Linked DNA regions of Homo sapiens: region 2 is linked to region 1. A link is a contact called in ENCODE Hi-C or POLR2A ChIA-PET data. All regions are on one chromosome and are shown on one strand. Each heading gives the region's core, a stretch centred on a gene start or an enhancer-like site at or near the end of the contact. The rest is flanking DNA. Distances are from core to core; before and after follow the strand shown. Region 1 holds the start of EFCAB6-DT (EFCAB6 divergent transcript). Region 2 holds the start of PARVB (parvin beta).

Region 1 (3,285 bases), core at 304-2,803:
AATCAAAGGGGCCATTTCTGACTCACTTTCATATCCCCAGAACTTAGCCAAGTAAACGTTTGCTGAATTGAAGGCAATGGATAAAAGACATGAACTGTAGTGTATGAAAGTAGAATTGATTTACAGCATTTCTGTTAAGGCCACCCATTTAGGAACACATATTAAATTAGGCCAAGGCGGGCGGATGGATCACTTGAGGTCAGGAGTTTGAAACCAACCTGGCCAACATGGTGAAATCCCGTCTGTACTAAAAATACAAAAATTAGCTGGGCGTGGTGGCAGGCGCCTGTAATCCCAGCTACTTGGGACACCGAGGCACGAGAATCGCTTGAACCCGGGAGGTGGAGGTTGCAGTGAGCTGGGATCGCTGCACTCCAGCCTGGGTGACAGAGGAAGACTCCATCAGGAAAGAAAAGGAGAGGCGAGGGGAGGGAAGGGGAGGGGAGCGGAGGGGAAGGGGAGGGGAGGAGAGAGGAGGGGAGGAAGGGAAGAAAGGGGAAGGGAAGGGAGGGGAGGGGAGGGAGAAAAGAAAAGAAAAGAAAAAAGAAAAGAAAAGAAGAGTCCTCTTAACAGGGGCAAGACATCCTGAAAGGCAAAGATTTGGAGAGAAAGGAAGGGAGTAGAGAGAGGGGTGATTTGGACAACCTTCAAGTAAGCCCTATACAGATGTATACCTCACAAAGTGCTTCCAAACAAAATTTCTGAGGGAGGCAGGGGTAATTATGTGCAGGCTGTGGGAGAAGAGTGTAAAAGAGCAGAGATTTTGCCGTGATACAGAAATGAGTTTGAATTCTGGCTCAGAAACTTCCTAAGATAGTTGTGTGACTTTGGAAAAGCCCCTTCACCCCACAGGTTTCAAGTCCTCGTCTGTCTACAGGAGGGAGTCAATCATGACATTCACAAGACTGCTGTGGGCACAAATGAAATCAGGGGCATGAGACATGTTGTAAACTGGAGAGATTTAGGGCGTTTCCACACACATTTCCCAGCTGATTCTCACAGAGAGGCAGGGAAGAAGACGTCACCACCGTCAGCGTTGTTTATCGTTCTTCTCCACATATCAGGTAAGCTACGGGAACAGGGGCCCTACTGTTCCCCACAGGGCCCCAGGGCCTACAACATGCCTGGCACAAGCAGACGCGCCATGAACACCTGAATAAACGAATCACCACCCCTTCGTCCCTGGGGGTGGGCAGCAGCGCCGGCCTTCTCAGGGCAGTGAGACCCACGGAGCTGCCCGCCCGCCCGGCCCCTCCTCGGCCTGTCGCACGCGCGTGGCCACCCCGAATACAGCCTTACCGGGAACCCCTCCTCGATTCTCCGCCTAGCTGGGCCGGCACCCGCGTGCGCGGACCCCAAGCCGCGGGGTCTCAGAGGGGCTGCCCATTCGGCGTCTCTAGGACGCTGTTGCCCGAGAGACGACGGCAGTCGCTGACTGGAGAATGAGCCTACGCGCCTGGCAAGAAGCTGAGCTGTGATTGGTCAATTGGAGATAAACGAGGAGGGGGCGGGGCCAGGTCAGTCCCGCGCCTCCGCTCCCGGAAGAAATTTCCGCCGGAAGTCCCGTTCTCTGGGGAGCGGGAACCCTGGCGACCCGTGTCATGGGAGCGGGTTTCTGTTACGTGGGCTTTAGCGCGAGCTGGGCGGTCGGCCCGGTCCCACCGAACTGCATAGGGCCGTGTAGCCGGGGGAAGTCAGCCCCCTGCTCTGAGAAGCAGACTCTGCATCTGTAAAAGGCTAAGCGTGCCCACTGGGGCCTGTGGTCAGGATTGGCTGCAGTGAGGTCCGCAAAGCCCCTACCGCATCCTGCGCCTTCGTTAGGGTGAGCAGTCATGGGGACTCGCATTGTGCCACCACGTAGCGGGTCTCACTGGGTCCGCTTGTCTGCTCGAGGAGACAGCCGGTGAGGACGGGAGCTGGCCTGCTTTGCCCAGGCTGTAACCTCAGCCTCCGCCCATACCCACAGTAAGCATCCATTCCATTGATATTCGCTAAATGAGTGAATTATTACTAAGACAGAGGGCCGAGTGGAAGCGCCATAAATCACGTGAGTGAATGTAATTGTTGTCGCTGACCCTATGGAGCACTTCCCTTGCCAGGCACTCACCCATCCTAGGTATGTACTTTACATGTAATTGTCATCTTCATTTGTCTTCACAACAACCCTGTGAGGTGGGTGCTGTGGTTACTCCCATTTTACAGATAGGTAACTGAGGCACACAGAGCATTTTGTTCAAGGACACACTGCCAGTCAGGGGTAGGAGCAGAATGAGAACCTATGGAGCTTGCTCTTAGGCACCCTGCCACACTGCTCACTGTGGGAGAGAAGCAGCCAGGCAGACGTGTGCAGCTTGGAATTCCTTGCACACATGGCTGCGGCAGGTCAATTAGGTGCCCTGGTGTGTGCTGCAAAGATGGATACTATGCGGTCCCTGCTGGGCACTCTGACTACTTCACTGGGCAGCTAGTTTTCCTGTTCACCAAGAGAATTCTTTCCCATGGCTTGTCTCAGACCTCCCGCACTCACTACTTCCTCACCGGACTCAATGACCATGGGTCTTATCCCATTGAGAAAATGTAATGCATAAGAATGGAATGCACTCCTTCACAATCACTTTGGCATTCATCGCCTCTTTTCCTCTTGCCCCAAAAGAGGGTCTCTTACAGAGGCCAGTCCCTCTAACTGTGTCCTGGATCCCTCCCCATTTGCCTTCTTTATTATAGGCAGTGCTCTAAGTGTGGTCTGGGAATCCCTGGGGATCCTGAGACCCTTTCAGACTGTCCATGGGGCCAAAAAATACTTTCATAACACTTAAGACTTTACTTGCTTTTTCATTGTTTTTCTCTCATAAGTATATGGGGGGATTTTCCAGAAGCTACATGATGTGTGATATTGCAACAAATTGAATGCAAAAGAAGGTAAGAGATCCAGCGGTCTTGTACTAAGCCAGATGTTAAAGAGATCTGCAAAAATAGAAAACTGCCCCTCTTTTCACTTTTTTGGAAAGTGTAATTTTTCATTAGAGAACGTTAACATCTAATGGGTTTATTATTTTTAATGAGTTAATAAATTTTTTATCAATTGTATTTTCTAACATGGTAAATATTGATAGATATAAACATAAATAAAAGTTTTTTGGGATCCTCAATACTTTTTAAGAGTGTGAATGGATCCTGAGGCCAAAAAGTTTGGTCCTGAGATCAAAAGGGCTTCAGTTATTCCCTCTCTCATGATAGCCAAGAGTCTCATTCTTTCTCTTTCTCTCTTTCCCTCCTTCTTGGAAC
Region 2 (2,500 bases), core at 1-2,500, 210 kb after region 1:
CTCCTACTTCTTCAAGGCTGGGGCTTCTGGCTGTGAGCATCTCAGAAATCTGTTTGCTTTTCTCCTAAGTCACCGTCCGCCTGCCTGTGCCTTCTCTGTCTCCAGCACCTGCTGAGCAGCCATCAGCCAGAGGCAACATCTGTGACATCACAGCTCAAAGCCCTGCCTGGGTATCTAGGCTGGGCATGGTGGCTCACACCTATAATCCCAGCACTTTGGGAGGCCGAGGCAGGCGGATCACCTGAGGTCAGGGGTTCGAGACCAGCCTGGCCAACATGGCAAAACCGCATCTCTACTAAAAATACAAAAATTACCCGGTCGTGGTGGCGTGCACCTGTAATCCCAGCTACTCAGGAGGCTGAGACAGGAGAATCGCTTTAACTCAGGAGGTGGAGGTTGCAGTGAGCCGAGATTGTGCCACTGCACTCCAGCCTGGGCAACAAAGCAAGACTACGTCTAAAAAAATAAAATAAAATAAAACAAAACAAAATAAAATAAAATAAAATAAAATAAAATAAAATAAAATAAAATAAAATAAAATAAAATAAAATAAAAATAGCCCTGTCTGGCAGTCCTCGGGATGAAGCCGTTTCCTCTGCTTCCAACACATGCGAGGCCTGTCTCCCCTCCTCTCCCCTCCCTGGCACCCCACACTGTCCCCAGGGCCTGCTCTTCTGCTCACCTCATGGTACCGGCCTGCAAGCCATTTCCTGGGGCCTCCCCGTCGCCTCTTCCAGAAACAACTCCTGGAACTCCCCTTGGAGGTCAGGCCAATGACCTGTGCCCCGCATTGCCCTCCATCCTCTAAGCTTCCCGTGGGTAGGGACAATTCCCAGTTCTGAAGGGCTCCCCCTGCCCCGGGCCTGGCTCTTGGCAGAAGCTTAACAACAGACCGGCCACGTTCGTGTGACCTGATTCTCTCCGGCTTTCAGGACGTCCTGAGGCTGCACCCACGTGGCAATGGTGTCTGTCGCGCTGTCGCCTGGATCCGGCACCACTAGCGGAGCCGAGCAGAGCCCAGGGCTCCAACGCGTAGGGAAAAGGCTGCGCCGCTCCCGGGGTGGCCCCACGCCCCTTCTCTGAGCTTGAGCGGCGGCGCGGGACGGGGACGGCTCTGGCCGGGACCAGCAGGCCTCGGGCATCCGGGACGCCGGGGCCGCGCTCCAGGCCAGGGGCGGGGGCGGGACCGGGGCGGGGGCCGGCGGCGGGGCCGCGCCCTCGGCCTCTCCCCGGGGCGACCGGGCGGCTCCACACGCGCTGCGCCCGCCGCCGGCCCCACGCGCGGCCCATGTCCTCCGCGCCGCGCTCGCCCACCCCGCGGCCCCGCAGGATGAAGAAGGACGAGTCGTTCCTGGGCAAGCTGGGCGGCACCCTGGCCAGGAAGCGGAGGGCGCGCGAGGGTGAGTGCGCGCCCGCGCCCGCCGACCCCCGGGGACCTGCCCGGCGGTGCCCGCCCTCGGCCCTAGAGCCCCACGAGGCCGCCCCCGCCCTCCCCCACGCACCCCGCCCGGCCCACGCGGCTGCGCGACCTTCGGGACAGGCCAGGCCTTTGACCCAGGACCCGTAAACAACGGCCGGGACCTGGCGCGTGGGGCCGCGGTGGCCTCCGGAGTCTGCCAAACGCGCGTGCGGGCGCCTGCGCGGCGGGGACCTCGGGCCACCGTGCGGGGCCCGCGCCTGCTCTGCCTGCCGGGTGTTCAGCTCTTCCCTGGGCCAGCGGCATAGCCAGCCGCGCGGGGTGACCGTTCATTCCATGAGCAGTGACGCTCACGTGTGCAGGGCACTCTGGGCAGACACGGCCTGGGGGACCCACTACTGGGTGTTGCGCGGGCGCCCTGCAGGGTGCGGGGCTCAGGGCGTGCAGGGCTGAGGCCTGGGAGGCCTGCGAGCAAGAATTGCAGAGATCCCATTAAAAATTTTTTTTTTTAAATTTTTTACTGCGTGTGCTCACGAAACACTACCAACCTCGTACGTTTTAAAGATTGTTAGAGTTGCAAGGGATAGTCTGGTGTCTTTAAGTGTACCGCTTGCCCAGGGCCTCCTGGGAGATACATTCTGGAATTTTCTGCTTGGGTGGGGAGGTTCTGCCCCGGGACCATGCCCTATAGTGAGATTTCGGATTGGTGAGAGGTGAGGGGAGCTGCTGTGGAAAGGCAGATGGAGAAAGGCCGGCCTCAGGTGGGTCCCCGGGAAGGAGCCCTCCCATAGCGGGTATGCAGTACGGTTTCCTTAAACCACCTGGGCCTGACATATCCCCTGGGAACTCTTCCTGTGCCTCCAGGGATTAGTGTACCCCGGGATGCAGGTCCCCCATTCATTTCTTCCCTGGGACTCTTGTATTCCTAGGGATGTGTGTGCCCCGGGAAGACATATGACAGATTTGCCTCTAGGCATGTGTGTGCCCCCATGCACCTGCTCCCCAGGATTTTTGTACAGTGCAGGGAACGCTTGGTTCCCCAGACATTTTCTCCCAGGGATGCCTGTGCCCCCAGGGATGCGT

What was found. Hi-C counts contacts between places; a loop is a spot of excess contacts on that map. ChIA-PET counts read pairs that join two places held with the same protein, here RNA polymerase II (POLR2A). Pooled maps may share reads with other maps.
Region 2: a loop to region 1 is called in a pooled map, with 9 times the contacts of the local background. The contact joins the promoter of PARVB here to the promoter of EFCAB6-DT in region 1. A Hi-C loop is called at or near these places in 2 of 37 single-sample maps with no recorded cell type and 6 of 50 pooled maps. POLR2A ChIA-PET finds 5 or more read pairs at or near these places in 3 of 52 experiments (CD8-positive, alpha-beta T cell, activated CD4-positive, alpha-beta T cell and activated CD4-positive, alpha-beta memory T cell).

The regions. Positions count from the first base shown.
Region 1 is chr22:43,810,869-43,814,153 of GRCh38, forward strand. It overlaps EFCAB6-DT (EFCAB6 divergent transcript), which reads left to right and starts at 1,554. Exons shown (of 2, transcript NR_186822.1): 1 at 1,554-2,116. EFCAB6 (EF-hand calcium binding domain 6) reads right to left here and starts at 1,437. Exons shown (of 32, transcript NM_022785.4): 1 at 1,300-1,437. RefSeq lists a silencer at 959-1,200 and enhancers at 1,532-1,801, 2,043-2,844.
Region 2 is chr22:44,023,052-44,025,551 of GRCh38, forward strand. It overlaps PARVB (parvin beta), which reads left to right and starts at 1,251. Exons shown (of 13, transcript NM_013327.5): 1 at 1,251-1,400. The coding sequence starts at 1,289. RefSeq lists silencers at 1,119-1,228, 1,259-1,378, 1,449-1,498, 1,549-1,758.